Linked DNA regions of Homo sapiens: region 2 is linked to region 1. Evidence: chromatin loops called from intact Hi-C (ENCODE). Cell type or tissue: PC-9. All regions are shown on one strand. Each heading gives the region's core, and the rest is flanking DNA. Links, peaks and the distances in the headings are about the cores only.

The links. Hi-C counts contacts between places; a loop is a spot of excess contacts. Peaks named below come from ENCODE experiments on the same cell type or tissue, not always from the same donor. Only the 100,000 strongest peaks of a DNase experiment are listed, where the experiment ranks them.
Region 2: a loop joins it to region 1, with 9 times the contacts of the local background. A loop is called at or near these places in 10 of 110 quality-filtered maps.

The regions. Positions count from the first base shown.
Region 1 is chr6:36,089,702-36,099,857 of GRCh38, reverse strand. It overlaps MAPK14 (mitogen-activated protein kinase 14), which reads right to left. Exons shown (of 12, transcript NM_139012.3): 9 at 3,792-3,871. It also overlaps the pseudogene NUDT5P1. Among named protein-coding and RNA genes, the nearest start is that of MAPK13, 36 kb to the left of the region's middle. In PC-9, for the core only: CTCF peaks have their summits at 4,290 and 4,490 (motif pointing right); a DNase peak (open chromatin) is centred at 4,487; H3K27ac peaks cover 1,086 bases.
Region 2 is chr6:35,749,428-35,759,583 of GRCh38, reverse strand. No RefSeq gene overlaps it. Among named protein-coding and RNA genes, the nearest start is that of ARMC12, 17 kb to the right of the region's middle. RefSeq lists an enhancer at 3,767-4,356. In PC-9, for the core only: CTCF peaks have their summits at 1,947 and 4,957 (motif pointing left); a DNase peak (open chromatin) is centred at 4,543.

The DNA.
Region 1 (10,156 bases), core at 1,282-9,281:
GATGGCCAAAACCTGTTTGTGGGAGAAATATAGATGATTCCAAAAATTTTGACTCAACTTTGAACAAAATAAAATATCCAACATATCCATTCAAGGAAGAGACTAAACTTTTGCGGCACAGGTTCTCCAAGGCACCATCCCTCCGAATTAAGACACACGTGGGCATCTGGGTTAATAAGCAATGCCACATTTCAAAGACATTAGTTAGTGGTACATTTAAAATACTTGCCACAAACACAAAATGGTAAATGAAGAAAGAGGAGAAGAGGAGAAGGTTAGAGGCTAATGGCAAAGGCAAAACAGAAGTCACAGGCTGCTGAGAGTGTTAAAGCATGCCACATGATTTCCTCCACAAGTCTCTTCAACTAGCGAACAGACTAACCTCATTTAACAAACAGCTGGAGGGAAGTCTGCAGAATACTCTGCAAGCATCTGATAAGGGCAGAACTATGAGATTTTCTATATGTATAGGCACATATGTAAGCTGTACTACAACTTCTCTCTTTTAACTGTTCCATCAATGTTAATACAACTCACCCTCTTCTAAAATGTCAGAACTGTTTATCATGTTCCTACTAAGAGCAGAAGTGATGAGATTTTAAAAATATTCAATGTAATTCAATAAACCCCTTTTCTAGTCCTGTTCTTGTTAACTACTAATTCCCTCATTCAGGTGAAGTGTCATCTTTAATAAGCACCATGGCCAAGCAATTTTACTTCATGGCTTTCCCAAATAATTTTTCTACTTTAGCTCGTCCTCTGAACTGAACTCCCTAGTGGTCAGATGACTTAGCAGTAATCTGTTTAAGGCTGGCCACAGGGAGGGAGCTAGAGCCATGTGCTCCACGCTGCCTTTTACGCTCCCTAAGCCCAAAGACAGAGGCCAGTAAATTCCAAAAGGGGATAGGAAATACACTTTGATTTGCGGTCCTTTTAAGAAACGTTAACAGATCCATACCAGATGATGGAATTCTTTATTTTGTTAGGAGTACAGATAACAGAATTTAGAGTTACCTTTAACAAATCACATAACAAATGATACTTTTCATGCCAAGGGAAATAACAAAAAGGGGCCACAAAGTAAACCAGCAATAGCAGAATACCAGTTGGGTCTTAAAATGTAAAAATCCTCCACTTCCCCTTTCTTTCTGTGAATGATACCTGGCCTGCACATTTTCTGTCTTTGTCTCCTTTAGTCAAAGAGGTTATTATATCCCCTTTCTGTCAAGAAGTTAGAAAGATTCTATTTCTGGAGGAAAATGTGAATGAGTCAGGTCTTCGCTTTTTTATCTAATTTAATTAATTAGTTTATTTATTTTTAAAGACAAGGTCTTGCTCTGTTGCCCAGGCTGGAGTGCAGTGCATGATCACCACTCCCTGCAGCCTCAAACTCCTGGCCTCGAGTGATCCTCCTGCCTCAGCCTCCCAAAGTGCTGTGATGACAAATGTGAGCCACTGTGCCCAGTCTGCTTTTGCTTTCTTAATATGATTTTCTTGTTCTTTCACTGATTATTATAGATACTGGGACATTAACCAAATGAATTCTCTGTCCTTGGCCTCCATCACAACCCATTTATACCTTTTCCTATGGCTCATTCTAATAGGTTCTAAATCCATTACTGCATTCTCTTACTCGGCATTCAATTTCTTCATAATTATTGCCATCACTACTTCACTACTTTTCAGGAGAATGAAAACAGCTGTTGGCTATTTACTGCACTCCTTCACTAATGTCTTTTTTCTTTTTTTAATTTTTAAAATCTCTGAACAATTTTACTCACCTGGCCTTATTTTTCCATTCTGTTCCCATACATCATGCGCTTTTAAGATAAACAGGTACTTGGGCCGTGTCACGAACATCAAATTAATCTTGTCTACCCCTTAGGATGTTTAAACTACTTTTATCCACTCACCCCAATTATGTAGGAAACAAACCAAAAAAAAAAACCTTTCTTATTCTTATACTCAATATAATATTATTTGAGTTAAGTTCTGTATTCTGGTACTCAATTTCAGTAGAGCTGTTGAAATGTATAATGTGCCTCATTTCACAGAGAGACCTCCATTATTAGGCTGTGCACTCATTGTTTCTTTCTTAAAAATAAGTGATGGATTAATGACAGATAAATACTATTGACTATTTTACCTAGACTTTGGTTTGAATTCCTAATCCAATTCCAAATGACTAATAGCACGTATCTATAGGGCAGATGGTTGGGATGGAAGAGAAGACTAAGAAAGGGCTGCTAGGAGACACTCTCAGGAAGGAAATGAATTTGCTTGGTCTCATTAGCACTATTTATTAATTGAGCTCCTCCCTCTGCCCTTAGGTCCTCTTACTGTAAGACAGTGTTTCTAAGCAAAAACATTAAAAAAAAAGTACTGCTCTTTCTAAGCATCATCTGATATCTTTGATTCACTCTAATTCAGCTTCTACATATCATAAAGGAGAAAAAAATACCTCTTTAGGTTGACATTGTGGTAACACTGACAATGACTTTCAAAATAGTGTGTAATCACATGGGATTATAGTTTGGATCATGTTATCAGAACATCTGGGATCTATACTCAGCTCTGCCACGTGATTCAGTGCATGACATGGAAAAGTCACTGCCCTTCTGGGCTTTTGCTTCTTTATCTTAAATAAGTAAATGAAACAAATTCAGAGTGGAGGTTCAGAAATACACTGGGCTTTGGGATCCTTTCAAGAAATGTACCGGATACATACCAGATGACGGTATTCTTTATTTTGTCAGGAAGATGATGAACGGTTCCAACTCACCTGCTTATGCTTGCCTCAAGCTACCCAGCCATCTTCCCAACTAGGCAAAGGGCCCCTTCAGTCATAAATGTTGGGAGGAGAATCCAGGAAGGCATAACTGGAGCTTGGCTCCATAGCTCTTTTTTTCTTTTGTTCAACTGCCTGGCAGCAGATCGAGGGAAAAAGAAAAGCTGGGCTTTCATGGCTTCTCTCATGCCTCTGGCCCAAGAAAATGACCAAGAGCAGGAAATCATAGCAAAAGTAAGCCAGACTCACATTCCCATGGCTTCTGTCTAAGTCCCTGCTTAGAAGCAAGAAAGCACTAGTTCCAAACTCTGTCTCAGGTTATCTAACTTATAATTACAAGGCAATAGGAGGAAAATTTATAACCACATTCCTGTGTATCTGAGGTATCAGGAGTGAAGCTGTTTCTTCTGAGTGGGGTCTAGGGACTGGGTAGAAAGGTCCCTCTGTTGGGAACAAACATTTTACATAGGATATGTGAGTATCTATTCTAAAACAATAAAAAATAACTTCTGGGAAGGGGCAACAGTGTGCAGACAATGTACATTTTATTCTTTTAGTGATTAAGTTAAACTAAATACATGGTGAAGCTCATGCTCTGAGAACAAACACTAGAAACAGTGAAAAGAGCTCTAGAGCATACGTGAAACTTCTGAGAAAGAAGAAAGTCAGGTCTTGAGGACAGAGACACAAAGTTTACATTAATCTCTTGGAATGAATTAGAATCTCAAATCTCATTGCTTTACTGGGATACTATTGTCTAATGGAGGCTCCCGTGATCTTAGTGTGTACCCAGATAGAGAATAAAACACACTTGTGCATGCAAGCAGGCACACATGCGTGCACGCACACACACACTCACACTGTCTTATACCTCACTCATCCGGGAAGTCAGCACACAAAGGGCATGTGTGCTTACAAACACACCCAGGTCAAAGTACAGATTGGTAGAAGGCAAGTGGCAGAGGCTCCCAACAGGGCAGATAATTACAAAGCATCAACTCACAGACTCTGAGGAGATTTTCTTCAAAAGCTCAGCCCCTGGGGTTCCAACGAGTCTTAAAATGAGCTTCAACTGATCAATATCTAATGGTGGACCATAAAGGAAAATGTTGGGACAAAATAAAAATGAAAAACAAACAATGACAAACAAAACAAAAACAAACAAACAGAACACACCGAGAACAAAAATGAAACACCCCAAACCTAGCCAACACGGTGAATCCCTCTAGGTCAAGGCTCCTGCAGGATGATCACTTCACGTAGGGCATGCTCCTCCTGTACAAAGATTCAAAATGCTACCAAACACATATCCACTTTATATTCATTTTATGCATCTGTCAACAGCATGTATCAGTAAAGTGAGGCAACTTTAGCTGGTTCTTAGCTGCCAAAGACAGCAGGTGAAAACACAAGAGCTTCACTCAGTTTACACTGCCCTCTTCATCTGCCATCACAGTGTCAGTAACCAGTTCAGCAAAGTGCACTGATAATTAGAGGGCCACAGATAAGGAAAAAAGCAGCAGAAGACAGGAGCTAGGGATGTACAAGTCTATTTATGAATATTCTCCCAAGCGTGACCTAAAGAGCTTGTGATATGACAGTGGAAGGCCTGTGAGACCCCAAAGCCTGACCACTGGAGCACACCCTCTGGAAAGGGAAGCCTCGCCTCTCACACTGGCTATAGCAGGCACTATGAGGGAGAGTCGCCAGCAGAGGGCGCTCTCCCATCGCATGTTCCTTTAGGAGCGCCATGAGAACGCAAATACAGGCGGTTTCAACCTTATAAAATGCAAATGAACAATGCTTAACAAACTTCACACATCCCAAAGGCTCTAAATAATAGGCCACAATGCCATAACTTTTATCCTGGTAGCTAACACTTCAATGTATACTCAGAATGTATGTGCATGTGTTAACCAGAAGACAAAAATTTGTTTGTTCTCATTGCTTTTAATCTTACCTAAAAAGGAAGTTAAAAAGAGGGGGAAAAATATTATAAAATAGCTTTTAATATTTCCTCTGAAAATGTGAACAGTTTATCCACGTTTATACTGACTGACATTCCAGGGAGGGAGAAGGGGAGGATGACTGTCTTCTGACCCATCAGGTTTTTCACATGACTAAATCCTCTTGGCTTCAGGTCTCAGCTTCAACTTCACCTCCTAAGGGAGGCCTCCCCTCAACACTCTATATACATAACACCCCACCCCCCAATTCTCTCTCAGCACCATGCTTGATAACATCATAGTGCTTATCACAGCCTAGAATTACTTTATTTGCTTACTGTCTGCCCCCTGTACTGGTCTACAGCTCTACGAGGACAGGGGCCACTCTGCCTCTTCACCATTTATCCCCAGCCTAACATCTGGTACATGACAGGTAGTCAAAATATTTGAGGAAAAGGTAGAGCAGGATGAAAGAAATTTTTGCTTATGGTTATACATATAAAGGCAACATAGCAGCACTTAAAAACAACAGTCTCTATAAGCCACAGGTGCCTACGTTATAGGAATAACTTAATGCAGTAATTTGACATCCTGTCTTTTACTTTCTTTCAGACATGAAATCAGCTTAAATGGAAGAAAATTCTAGGCTGGAGTCACCAAACCCCAGGCTCTGCCTGTTTTATATATAAAGTTTTATTAGAACACAGCCATGCCCATTCATTTATGTACAGTCTATAGGTGTTTCCAATTACAACAAGCACAGTTACCATATGGTTCCCAAGCCTAAAATATTAACTACCTGGCCCTTTCAGAAAAGGTGCGCCAAACCCCACCCTAAACCCAAACAACTTGTGTTCTTTAGCAAGCAAAAACAAACTAGAAACAAGTCCACTCACATTATTTCTAAATTAAGAATAACAGGGAATTTTGTCATCTGCAAATGGCAAAAATCATTGTGTTATAAAGGTTAAGATTTTAATACTGGCTTCTCAGTTCAAGATGTTGACAAGTAAAAAATCTTATAGCATATGTTCATGGGACAGAGTAGGAATGGGGGTGGGATGGATACTGTCTTGCTCTAAAATAATCAGATTAATTATATTACAATAGAAATCAGTAAAAAAAATTCTTGCTCATCTAAAATGACTCAATTCAAAAAATTTAGTTTCCTCACATTAACACTCTTCAGGAATATATTTAACTGGGTAGCCACCACAAGATAAAGTAAATCATATATGGGAAAAATCTTGACTACTTCAAATCTCAAACAAGTGGCTTTACAATATATGCATCAAAAGTAATCTCTAAAATGAAGCTTTTGATATTGGTACTCTTGTTTAAGAGACTTCTTTCTGACTACTTAACAATGAGAGTCAGTTGTTTTTTTTTTTTTTTTTTTTTTTGAGACGGAGTCTCTCGCTCTGTCGCCCAGGCTGGGGTGCAGTGGCGCGATCTCGGCTCACTGCAAGTTCCACCTCCCAGGTTCACGCCATTCTCCTGCCTCAGCCTCCAGAGTAGCTGGGACTACAGGCGCCTGCCACCACACCCGGCTAATTTTTTGTATTTTTAGTAGAGACGGGGTTTCACCATGTTAGCCAGAATGGTCTCAATCTCCTGTCCTCATGATCCGCCTGCCTCGGCCTCCCAAAGGGCTGGGATTACAGGCGTGAGCCACCGTGCCTGGCTGAGAGTCAATTTTTATACTCTCTCTAAGGAAGACAGGCTCTCTGAGCTGTGAATTTCTCAACTACCTGAACTTCACCCCAACCTACCTGAAGAATACGCAATTTCCATTAGTCACAGTGGCTCATTACATCAATGAGCTGAGAAACCCTCTCTCTCCCACCTCTGCTGGCATGAAACAATATCAGGCCTGAAGAATCAAGCCTAGTTTGACTCTGGCTCAAATTATTATTCTTTAATGCACTCAATGCTTCAACTCACATCAGATATTCCAGGCACTTCTAAGCTTCCAAGTACTTATTTATGTACTCATAAACCAGAATACCTCCCCCTTCTCCCGTCCTTCCAAGCCTTTTCTATTCCTATTTACACTTTGAAGTCCTATTCAAACAAGAACTCTGCCATGAAGTCTTCTTGGATTTTTTTCAATAGCTTATCTATAACTCTATTCTAGTGTATTTATCACTCCATCTTATTTTATAATCAGAGACAGTTGTTCAAGTAACTCTTGTAACTCTCTTTCCACTGAGTCTGATCATTCTGGTTTTAAGGACAGGTACCATCCTGTCCCCAGCACCTTCCACAGAGCAGCTTGATAAATACTAGTTGACTTGAAAAGATGAGCCATGGCACATCCTTTCATCACCTCGGGAGGTGCCGATGTCTTGAGTCGTGACACCGGCGTATGCTGACACTGCTGCCTCCAGTAGTTCTTTTGTCCTCTTCCCTTTGTCACCCCTACACTTTGGAGGTGAACTTCTCTCCTGAGGGCTGTAAAGACTAGTTTGAAAAGGGAGAGCCAAGAACCAACTGAATTGTCTCAGAATGGAAACACTATATTATTTCAGAGGAGTTAATTTCAGAAGGAAAATGGGTCAAACTTGAAAAAACAACATACATGGCTCCTATTGGTAAAACTGGAACTTGGGACTCAGTGAAACATACAACCAGGAAAGAACAGACTGGTGATGATGTAGCGGTCATCCCTGTGCTGCAGAGAACGCTTCACTACGAGTGTATCGTTCTGGTGAAACAGTCCTGACCACCAATGGGTGGCTACTGCATAGAGTTCCCTGCAGGGAACTCATAGAAGATGGTGAAACCCCAGGAGCAGCTGCTCTTTGGGAGCTTGAGGAAGAAACTGGCTACAAAGGGGACGCTGCTGAATGTTCTCCAGTGGTCTATATGGACCCAGGTTTGTCAAACTGTACCACACACATCGTGACAGTAATCATTAACGGAGATGACGCAGAAAATGTAAGGCCCAAGCCAAAGCCAGGGGATGGAGAATTTGTGGAAGTCATTTCGTTACCCAAGAATGACCTGCTGCAGGGACTCGATGCTCTCGTAGCTGAAAAACATCTTACAGTGGATGCCAAAGTCTATTCCCATGCTCTAGCACTGAAACATGCAAATGTGAAGCCATCTGAAGTGCCCGTCCTGAAATTTTAAGGCCAAAGACGACACTGGCCATTTTTGTAAATGAGACTACCAGGCCTTCTTCACAAAGGCTTTGTATTCAACTTAGTTTAATGTAGATTTGAATTAGCTTTTTCGTAAAATAAAAGCAGCAAAAAATGAAAAAAAAAAAAAAAAGAAAAGAAAAGATGAGCCATATTATGCTTTTCAACTCAGCTTTACCCCACTGCCTTGCCCTCAAAACACAGAATGACCATACTCCATGGAAAAACACACAACATAAAATAAAAATCTTAGTAACTAAAAGCATTTGCATGAAGGAAGTTAAAACATGCAAACCTCAGAAGAAATCACCATGGGTTCTTCAAAAGCTGGCAAATCCACTGAAATACAGGCCAGTCTTCCAACAGTACCAGCTACTATAAGGCCACTATGATTTGTCCAGGCAGTTAAGACCAGAAGGAGCGTCACGTAGCCACATTAGCGGAGTAAAGCAAAACTCACCACATCATGACAATCAGTTATTTCCACAGTGAGCCATCCTTTGTAATAGGTTTAGCCCTGTTTCTCTTAGGTAGAAAATATTTTTACTATTAGTTTAAAATGTGTTTTAATTGTAATGATCACAACGTCAAAATTTAAATCATAAATCTCCTGAATCTTTCTAAAACAAATGAAGAAAAGAACAACTTAAGCCTAAGATTACTCTTTAGACGAAGTCATCTTTAACAGAAGCAAGTCAGTCAGAATGAACAGGTAAAGAAAAAAAAAAACAAAAAAACTAAGCATAACAGGATATTTCTAGGGAAAGTAAAAGAGGGATATTCTAGTCAGTTCTAAGTGCTCCAGGCACTCCTAAAAAACCTCCACAGGCCAGAAAGTTGAAGATAAATAAAAGGACCAATTGCAGGACCTACCTGCCATGAGCAGTAATTTTCAAAGACATAAATCCACATAGGGGTGAAGTGGAGCACTAACCTTTGGGAAGGTAGGAAATCTTCCTGGTGACAGACAGGATAGACTAGAATAAGACTTAGCCTAGCTCCTTATCTTCCAAGTTGTCAAAATAGTCATTTTCACTGTAACACAAAGAAAATTTCTTAAGGGACCCTTGGTTTATGGACAAATCTGAGGATTCTACCTTTTCCTGAGAAAATGTATTTTCAAGTTAGAGAGGAAAGGGCAAATAACCTAATAAAATATTTTTCTTCTTCAGCATTTATTGGACACTTGCTTTTGGTGTCTAAAGTGAAACTGCTTTTTAAAAATGAGAGAACATCCAGGCTGGCCAACATGGCAAAATCCTGTCTCTACTAAAAATACAAAAATTAGCCGGGCGTGATGACGTGCACCTGTAATCCCAGCTACTCGGGAGGCTGAGGCAGGGAGAATCGCTTGAACACGGGAGGTGGAGGTTGCAGTGAGCAGAGATTGCGCCATTGCACTCCAGCCTGGGCGACAGAGCGAGACTCTGTCTCCAAAAAAAAAAAAAAAGAGAGAGAGGGAGAATATTTGGCAGGGTGCAGTGGCCACACCTGTAATCCCAACATTTTGGTAGGCCAAGGCGGGCAGATCACTTGAGGTCTGGAGTTCTAGACCAGCCTCAGGAGGTGGAGGTTGCAGTGAGCCGAGATTGCGCCACTGCATTCCAGCCTAGGCAACAGAGTGAGACTCCATCTCAAAAAAAAAAAGAAAGAGTATTTGAAACCAATGACTGAAAGTGATGGGCAGATGTGAGAGAAGGGTCTCCAGAAGCTTTAGCTCTATTGCCAGTGTTTTAACTCACAAGCAGGACAGTATGAACAGAGGTGTTTATTATTCTTTGTCTAGCAGTATGTCTGAAATATTTCAAAACATGTTTGCAAAAGAAGAAATAAAAAAAAATATATAAGAAGCAAATTTAATACACTAGGAAAACTCCCATAGACCAGGGCAGTAACTGATGGCAAGTGGATTTTAACTCAGCTCCATTAACCCATTATGTCTTAAGAGCACCATTTCTGTTAAAATTAAAGAAGGTTTTACACATAAGGAAATTCACTTGATTATGGAGAAAAGGAAAACAACAGCAAGCCAAGGCTGTGATCTCTGGTAGAAAAACGGTATTTGATGCATAACAGGGCTATAAAACTTTCTCTCTTCCTTAAGCTGCAGAGTGTTAAGCGTTGGTAACAGAATTTTCAAAGTGGCTTATTCATTTCAAGATCTATGGTATTTGAAATAAGTTAGTACTGTACCTGAAGAGACATTCTGTATCCTCCCTCCTTTCTAGTACAAAGTTCTGTCAGCTGTGTCCACTTGATATCCCTAGTCAACTAGG
Region 2 (10,156 bases), core at 1,518-9,517, 340 kb after region 1:
TGTCACTGATGCTCAGCAGTTAGCTTTGATGGTTTCCAGTGTTAGCAGACAGGATACATTACACAGTGCCTCCTCCCCACTTTCCAGTGATGTGGCCTGGAGTATCTTCGGCCTTGGGGAATCTTCCCCCAGATTCCACCCATGGGTCAAATTTTAGGAATCAGCTCACTCCCTTAGAAGCAGCTGTGATTCTCATGCTTGTCCTGATAGTCTGGACCTTCTGGTGCTCTCTGTAGAAACAAGGAAACATCAGGAGATTTAATCCCACTTCAGGAACTCAGCTCTCTTTCTCTCTGTCTTCATTTCCTCTTCTCACTGCATCTCAAAAAATACATAAACTTTTTTTTGTTGTTTATTTTTGGGCTTTTTTTTGAGACACAGTTTCACTCTGTCACCCAGGCTGGAGTGCAGTGGAACGATCTCAGCTCACTGCAACCTCTGGGCTCAAGTGATTCTCCTGCCTCAGCCCCCCAAGTAGCTGGGACTACAAATGCGCGCCATCATGCCTGGCTAATTTTTGTATTTTTAGTAGAGATGGGGTTTCCCCATGTTGGCCGGGCTGGTCTTGAACTCCTGACCTCAAGTTATCTGCCCGCCTCGGCCTCCCAAAGTGCTGGGATTACAGACGTGAGCCACAACGCCCGGCCAAAGTAGGCATCACTTTGTTTGTTTGTTTGTTTGTTTGTTTGTGACAGAATCTCACTCTGTCTCCCCAGCTAGAGTGCAGTGGCACAATCATGGCTTACCGCAGCCTCGACCTCCTGGCTCAACCCATCCTCCTACCTCAGCCTCCCTAGTAGCTGGGATTACAGGCGTGTGCCATCATGCCTGGCTAATTTTTCTCTCTTTTTTCTTTTTTTTTTTTTTTTGGTAGAGGTGGGGTTTTGCCATGTTTCCAGGCTATTCTCAAACTCCTGAGCTCAAGCAATCTGCCCACCTCAGCCTCCCAAAGTGCTGGGATTACAGGCATGAGCCACTGTCCCTGGCCATCACTTAGTTTTGACTGTAGGACTCCTTGGCCCAGCTCATGGGAAAGAACATTCTAAGGTGGCAATGACTGAGCAACTCGGGGGCAATAAGGGGATTTTGAGGAAAGGAAGACATTGGAGAGGAAAGGGGGCCTCCCAGGCTGGGGTTTTGGTTTATTCTTGGGCTCAGGGGGAGCAGGTGTTGTAGAGGGGGAAGCTCCCTCCATGCCCTTCCTGCTTCTCTCAAAGGAATCCATGTCATGTTCCAGGACACACAGATGGCCATAGTTACTTGTGGGGAGGAGTCACAGTCATTAAAGGCTCACACTGGAATGTAGCATTGAGTATTCTTCTTCCCATCCTTGAGTGGAAGAAGAGAACTGACCCAGTGCCTGGACCCTTGGAACAATCACCTGTTGTATTGATTACCTTCTTGCATAAACGAATTCCCCCAAAGTTTAGTGGCTGTATTAGTCTGTTCTCACACTGCTATAAAGAACTACCTGAGATGGTAATTTATGAAGAAAAGAGGTTTGTCGATTCACACTTCCACAGCCTGTACAGGAAGCATGGCTGAGGCATCAGGAAACTTACAATCATGGCGGAAGGCAAAGGGGAAGCAGGCGCATCTTACCATGGCAGAGAGAGCAGAGGGGGAAGTGTCGCACACTTTTAAACCATCGGATCTCATTGAGAACTCAGTCACTTTCATGAGAACAGCAAGCGGGGATCTGCCCCCATGATCCAATCACCTCCCACCAGGTCCCTCCCCCAACATTGGGAATTACAGTTCGACAGGAGGTTTGGGTGGGGACACACAGCCAAACCATATCAGTGGCTTAACTCATTATTTTTTATCTCATGGTTTCTGTGTGTCAGGAATCTATCACAGCTTAGCCATGTAGTCTGGCTCTGAGTTTCTCACACTGGCTGCGGTTGCAGTCATCTTCAGTTTCCACTGGGGGGTGCATTTGCTTCCAGGCTTATTCGAGAGGTTGTTGGCAGGTTTTGGGTCCTTACAAGCTGTTGGATTGACAACTTTGGCTCTGCAGAGTCTGTTGGCCTGGGTCCTTCCCGGGTTCCTTACCATGTAGGCCTGTCTACAAGGAAGCTCACAACTTGGCAGCTGCCTTTATCAGCATGAGCATGTGAAAGGGCAAGAGAGAATGGGAACAAGAGGAATCACAGTCTTTTGTAATTTAATTTCAAAAGTAACATGCGGCCCGGGCGCAGTGGCTCACGCCTGTAATCCCAACACTTTGGGAGGCCGATGCAGGCGGATCACCAGAGATCAGAAGTTCGAGACCAGCCTGGCCAACATAGCAAAACCTCGTCTCTATTAAAAATTTAAAAAAATTAGCTGGGCATGGTGGCAGGCACCTGTAATCCCAGCTACTTGGGAGGCTGAGGCAGGAGAATTGCTTGAACCTCGGAGGCGGAGGTTGCAGTGAGCTGAGATTGTGCCACTGCACTTCAGCCTGGTCGACAGAGCGAGACTCCATCTCAAAAAAAAAAGAAAAAAGGAACATGCTCTCACTTTGCCATATTCTAGATTAGAAGCAAATTACTAGGTCCAGCTCAGATTCAAGGGCAGCAAATTAAACAGGACATATTTAAGAAGTGGGGGTCACTGGGATAGTTTTAGAAGGCTGCCTACCACATTTGCCATTTATTATTATCAGAGATGTATAAAGGTTGTATTTGATGATGATAAAAAAAATTCCTGTTTCATAAAAATGAAACCAATCTCGGCCGGGCGTGGTGGCTCATGCCTGTAATCCCAGCACTTTGGGAGCCCAAGGTGGGCGGATCACAAGGTCAGGAGATCGAGACCATCCTGGCTAATACAGTGAAACCCCGTCTCTACTAAAAATACAAAAAATTAGCTGGGCATTGTGGCGGGCGCCTGTAGTGCCAGCTACTCGGAGGCTGAGGCAGGAGAATGGCGTGAAATCAGGGAGGCAGAGCTTGCAGTGAGCCGAGATCGTGCCACTCCAGCCTGGGTGACAGAGTGAGACTCCGTCTCAAAACAAAAAACAAAAAACAAAAAAAGAAATGGGGGTCTTGCATGGTGGCTCACGCCTGTAATCCCAACACTTTGGGAGGCCAAGGCAGGTGGATCACCTGAGGTCAGGTCAGGGGTTCGAGACCAGCCTGGCCAACATGGTGAAACCCCCGTCTCTACTAAAAATACCAAAAATTAGCCAGGCGTAGTGGTGGGCGCTTGTAATCCCAGCTACTCAGGAGGCTGAGACACAAGAGAATTGCTTGAACACGAGAGGCGGAGGTTGCGGTGAGCCCAGATCGCGCTGTTGCACTCCAGGCTGGGCAACAAGAGTGAAACTCCTTCTCAAAAAAAAAAAGAAAAGAAAAGAAATGGGGGTCTTGCTATGTTGCCCAGGTTGGTCTGGAACTCCTGGCCTCAAGTGATCCCCCTGCCTGTCCTCCCAAAGCACTGGGATTACAGGTACCCGGCCCCTGCTTTAAGTTTTAAGACACACCTGGGGACTCCAGCCAAGTTTTGCTTGAGAACCCTGTGTTGAGGTCCTACTGGAAGCCATGCAGTGGGGCTGGAGTTCCCTTTGTGTCTGTCTCTCATACATCTCCTTCAGGTAATCAGTTAGAGAAGTAACTGGCCATCTGCCTGGCCAAAATCATCTACCAGCACCCTACCCCATCACAATCCCATCAGAGGGAAACTCTGATTGGTTTCCCTTCCTGTAAAGTCCAACTATCCCAACCTGGAGAGCTCTTCTCTCTCCTCTCTGGAGATCCAATTCAAGCCACTCCTCTTCTCTGAAACCTTAGAATTAAATGAGAAGATGAGAAGAGATGTTTCTTTGTAAATAGAATTGCCTGAGGGTCAAAGAGGCCTGTAGTTGAGAAAACAAGCTAAACAGCTGGAAAAAAAGACAGAGGGAAAGGATGGAGTGTCAACTACTGGTTATAAAATTTCTCTTCTTCTTGGCAGGGATTGTCTCTGTGGGGATACAGATGCATCTAGCTGCTGAGCACACAGTAGGTGTCCAATTAGTCTTTGTTGACAGTGTCCCTGTAGTGGTTTTTAAATGCTCACACATTCCTTGATATTCTTCCCTTTAATAGGTAGAGCCTAACTGCCTTCCTTTGAATGGGGGCTAGACTGACTTCTAATGAATAGAATGTGGCAGAAGTGACAGTGTATGACTTCTGAGGTGAGGTCAGAAAAGGCATTGCAGCGTCTGCTCTGTTCTCTCCTGGACGATTTACTATAAGGGAAGCCAGCTGCTATGTCATGAAGACTCTCAAACACCCCTGTGGAGATGCCCACGTGTAGAAAGACTGAGGCCTCCTGCCAACAGCTGGCACCAACTTGTCAGTCCCATAAGTGCGCTGTCTTGGAAGGGGATCCTCCAGCCCCAGTCAAGCCTTCAAATAACAACAGTCCTTGGCAAAAGCGTGACTGTAACCACAGCTTGACTGAGCCAGAACCACCCAGTCAAGATGCTCTCAAATTCCTGTGAGAAGTAACATATGTTTATTGATATTTAAATGACTAAGAGGAAGGGAGCTGGAGAGACATTTTGGGAGGAAGAGGTTTTTGCTTCCTGGTTCTAGTGTGCTTGATTGACAGGCTCCTGCTCTGCAAACAGCTTTCAGTGCCCAGTTCCCAGAGTAACCAGCAACACCCAGTGGCTAGCAGCTTCTCCTGGCACTGTCCACCTTGGGCTGTAGTGTAAGCAGAATACCTCCAACTTCTGCCTCACATACCACCTGCGTGCATGTGGCTTCTGCCGCATCAGGCTCCTGCAGCACCCACAGGTACTCCAGTGCCGCCTCCCACAGCACATGAAGGCCAGCAGCACCCAGTGGGAAGCAGCTTCCCCTGCACACCCCACTCAGTTAGTTCTGTAGTCGAAAGTCTCTGGTTCCACACCTCCTTGGGAAAGAGCTTTCCCTGGCATCCTAGAGGGCATATTTCTGGCAAGTTCCACTGGCATGACAGTACAGTGACTTTTCTGCCACCTAGTGAGCTGTGGGCTGTGCTCTACTCAACAAGGTCTGGATCTCAGCCCTGGGTGGGGAGAGGGTATCTCTTTCTTGGGTGCTGTATCTTGGGAGGTAGGGGCTGCTCCTCATGTCAGCTATTCATTATTCCATAGGGTTCTCATAACTCCTTACTAAACAATTCTTTGTTACTCCAATCCCCTGTTTTAATAATCATATTAAAATTTCCTGTTAAATTACTGTGAGGTTTCTCTCTTGATCAGACCCAAGCTGATACACAAGTTTTCTCATAATTTGTTACATGGCAGCAGATAATACACCACTCCCATCTGATCTTCCCACTGCCAATTCCTTTCATTACCATCAGCCAATTGCCATTATCATGTGCCTGCCCTGAGCAGGCTCTTCCTTCAAGGTTTTTTTTGTTTTTGTTTCTGTTTTTGTTTTTTTTGAGATGGTGTCTGGCTCTGTCGCCCAGGCTGGCATGCAGTGGCGCGATCTCCGCTCACTGCAAGCTCTGCCTACTGGGTTCACACCATTCTCCTGCCTCAGCCTCCCGAGTAGCTTGGGACTATAGGCGCCCGCCACCACATCCAGCTAATTTTTTGTATTTTATTTTTAGTAGAGATGGGGTTTCACCACGTTAGCCAGGATGGTCTCCATCTCCTGAACTCGTGATCCGCCCGTCTCGGCCTCCCAAAGTGCAGGGCATGAGCCACCACGCCCGGCTCTTCAAGGCTTTGGTAAGCAGTCAGATATGTCCTACTGCAGGCAGGCCAGGCACAGTGACTCAAACCTATAAACCCAGCACTTTGTGAGGCCGAGGCAGGCAGATCGCTTGAGGTCAGGAGTTCGAGACCAGCCTGGCCAACATGGCGAAACTTGGTCTCTACTAAAAATACAAAATTTAGCCAGGCATGATGGTGCGTGTCCATAATCCCAGCTACTCGGGAGGCTGAGGCAGGAGAATCGCTTGAACCTGGGAGGCAGAGGTTGCAGTGAGCCAAGATCGTGCCACTGCACTCCAGCCTGGACAATAGAGCAAGACTCCGTCTCAAAAAAAAAATTAGCTGGGCATGGTGGTGGGCACCTATAATCCTAGTTACTCAGGAGGCTGAGGCAGGAGAATCTCCTGAACCTGGGGATGCAGAGGTTGCAGTGAACCAAGATCATGCCACTGCACTCCAGCCTAGGCGACAGAGTGAGACTCCATCTCAAAAGAAAAAAACCACAAAGAACAAAAAACATATGTCCTACTGCAAAAAAGAATAAAAGAACAAGGTATATAAGATTCAAGCTTTAATTTGCCAAATGCCAAGTGAGAGGTTCAGATGAGAAGTGCTGCAGGGTGCACCAGAGGCTAGTATGCTTGAAAAAAGATCTAGGCTGCAGTGGGACGTCAACTTTGATGACACTAGAAGGCACAACCCAGTTGGAAGAAGAGGGAAGGCCATTCTAGCATTCTAGGCAGCAGGAAAGTTGTATCAAAAGTAAGCCAGGTGCGGTGGCTCATGCCTGTAATCCCAGCACTCTGGAGGCCGAGGTGGGCAGATCACCTGAGGTCGGGAGTTTGAGACCATCCTGGGCAACATGGAAAAACCCCGTCTCTACTAAAAATACAAAATTAGCCAGGCATGGTGGTGGCGCATGCCTGTAATCCCAGCTACTTGGGAGACTGAGGCAGGAGAATCGCTTGAACCCAGGAGGTGGAGGTTGCGGTGAGCCGAGATATCGCGCCCTTGCACTCCAACCTGGGCAACGAGCAAAACTCCGTCTCAAAAAAAGGAAAAAAAAAAAATGTTTGGAGGCATCTTCTCTTTATAATAGTAATTTAAAGAAAAAAAAAGAAAACATGTTTGGAGCAAGAGTACACATGGTATGATTAGGGCAGCAATGACTAGTTTGCTCCAGTTTGGCTGGAGCAGAGATGTGGCACAGTAGGCTTGTGGCAGGCAAGAGGATCACACTGTGAAGAGCCTTGAATGCAAAGCTAATTCATTTGGTTTCGTCATGTAAAAAAGGGGTCCAGTGACCACATCTTTGAGGACAAAACTCAACCTTTTGCTGAGAATACATTTATACCTGTCAGATCACGTGACTTTGCTTTGATGCCGAGAAAGATTTCACCATGGCAATGGGGAGCCCCTGAAGGTTTTTGAGAATGGTGCCATGTGTGATTATAAAATTAGCCTGGAGTGCGTAGGGCTGGAGAGGATGGAAACCAGGAGGAGGAAAAGTCAGGCCCAGTGTGGTGGCTCACACCTGTAATCCCAACACTTTGGGAGGCTGAGGAAGGTGGATTGCTTGAGCTCAGGAGTTTGAGACCAGCCTGGGAAACATGCAAAACCTCGTCTTTACAAAAAAAATACAAAAGATTAGCTGGGCGCGGTGGCACACTCCTGTAGTCCCAGCTACCCAAGGAGGCTGACGTGGAAGGACCACGTGAGCCTGGGAGGTCGAGGCTGCAGTGAGCTGTGTTTGCTCCACTGCACTTTAGCCTGGGAGACAGAGTGAGACCCTGTCTCAAAAAAAAAAAAAAAGAAAGAAAGAAAGAAGTAGGCAAGTCCTGATGTGGAGGACAGGGCAGTAGCAGTGGAAATGGGGGAACTAGGTGGATGTGGTGGGGAGGAGAATTTGAAAGTGATGCCCAACACCTTGTTGGTGACATGGGCACACATGGAGCTGGTCGAAAGGAAACGTCGGCATTTGACAAGTTCCACTGGGGTGGCTGCAGTGTATTCAGCAGCAAGAAGGAGCAGCCTCAGGCCTGAACTCAGGAGGGAAACAAGGGATGCTGATTCAGATCTGGTAGTGACTGCCCACTCATTCTGGGAGACAGTGACGGGGTTGGCCTCTCTATAGGCTCTGGCTCTTTCTCATCAGCCCATCCTCATCAAGAAACACCCTCCCTCTTCCACCTGAGTGATATGACCTTGGGCCAGGGATTAAGTGGGGACAGATTTCCTTTAAGTACTTCAGTCCTAAACTGGCCTCTAAAATCCAGAAGCATCAAGATCCTCCTCAGTTTCCATAGGTTTGGGCTTAGAATCCATGACCCACTCTTACGGGGCTTGGACCGAAGAATGTGAGGGCAAAAGAAAAGCTCAGTAGTAGGAGGTTCTAATCCTATTTCTGCCCTAGACCAGTCATGTGACCTTGAGCAAGTCACTTTTCCATTTTGGGTTTGTTTTCCTTTCAGGAAAATGCCAGGGTTGGTCCTGGACGAGACTAGTTTTCAAATCCTGCTTCTGAAGAACACCGGGAGCCCGTGGCTGGACCAGGTTCTTTGTCCTAGATCGAGCAGTCTCAGGCTGGGAATAGCTCCAACATTAGGTTTCTCTCCCGTAGCATTTTCTTAAACCGTTAGCAATCCTTACTGTTTCCCAGCAAGGATTCACAGATAAAACAGTGAATGAGGGCTGGGCGTGGTGGCTCACACCTGTAACCCTAGCACTTTGGGAGGCCAAGGTGGGGGGATCACGAGGTCAGGAGATCGAGACCATCCTGGCCAACATGGTGAAACCCCTTCTCTACTAAAAAATACAAAAAATTAGCTGGGTGTTGTGGCGCGCTCCTGTAGTCCCAGCTACTCGGGAGGCTGAGGCAGGAGAATTGCTTGAACCCGGGAGGCAGAGGATGCAGTGAGCTGAGATTGTACCACTGTACTCCAGCCTGGCGACAGAGCGAGACTCCGTCTCAAAAAAACAAAAAAAACAATGAAGGAACAACTGGGAAACGCAAATGAATGGGGAATTGGAAAATGGATGACCATATTTGGTTTGACAGTCTTCTTGTTTCTGGAAACTTCATGGTTATGGTGTTATATTACTCACACCATTGTTCTGGTTTCCAAAGCTAAGTTTCAATGACTTTTCAGCACGCTTCATAGAGGACTCTAGGACTCCCCAGTGCCCATAACCTGAAGAGACTGGAGAAATGCTGGAGGCAACACTCTCCAAGGACCTCCCCAGTGATGATCTTTTGTTTTCTCAGTGATGATTTCTTTTTTTTTTTGAGATGGAGTCTCGCACCTCTGTCTCTGAGGCTGGAGTGCAATAGCGTGATCTCAGCTCACCGCAACCTCTGCCTCCCGGGTTCAAGCAATTCTCCTGCCTCAGCTTCCCAAGTAGCTGGGATTACAGGTGCCCGCCACCACATCTGGCTAGTTTTGTATTTTTAGTAGAGACGGGGTTTCTCCGTGTTGGTCAGGCTGGTCTCGAACTCCCGACCTCGGGTGATCCTCCCGCCTCAGCCTCCCAAAGTGCTGGGATTACAGGCGTGAGCCACTCTGCCCGGCTTTCTCAGTGATGATTTCATAGCTCCTCAGAGCCCATCTTTGAGGAATGCATGCAGAACACTGTGGCTTACGTTCGTTAACTCATATAATCCCCCTTTCATTTTCCCAACAGCGTCATGAAATCAGTACTATTATTATATGCATTTTATAGATGAGGGGCCTGAAGCTCAAATAGGGTTAACTGCTCCCCTGAGGTCACACAGTAAGTGACAGAGCTGGGACTGGAAGCGAGCACTCTGATTCCAGAGCTCCCTTTCTGACCCAGTATGCCTGCAGATCTCTGTCATTCATGCTGTCACCAAGGATCAACAGTTCTTCCTTGGACACGTGGAAAGAATGATCTTCCTCATCCCCTTTGGCTAATGAGATGTGAGCAGAAGTGATGACATTTATCACTACCACATTCCCTGTCCTTCTGTAATAGTTGTAGAAACACAATGAGGAAGCCTCCCTCAACCTGGGTCTCTGTGTGAGGATGTTGTGGAGTAGAGGCCTGCCCTTCCACCCCCACCGCTGATCTGCAATGGGCATGCAGTGTAAACAAGAATTAACATTTGCCATGTTTTTTTTTTCTTGAGACGGAGTCTCGCTTTGTCGCCCAGGCTGGAGTGCAGTGGCGCAATCTCGGTTCACTGCAAGCTCCGCCTCCTGGGTTCACGCCATTCTCCTGCCTCAGCCTCCTGAGTAGCTGGGACTACAGGCGCCTGCTACCACGCCCGGCTAATTTTTTGTATTTTTAGTAGAGACGGGATTTCACCGTTTTAGCCAGGATGGTCTCGATCTCCTGACCTCGTGATCTGCCCGCCTCGGCCTCCCAAAGTGCTAGGATTACAGGCGTGAGCCACCGCGCCTGGCCCCCTTTGCCATGTTTAAGCCACTGAGGTGTGAGTGTTGTTACTGTGGG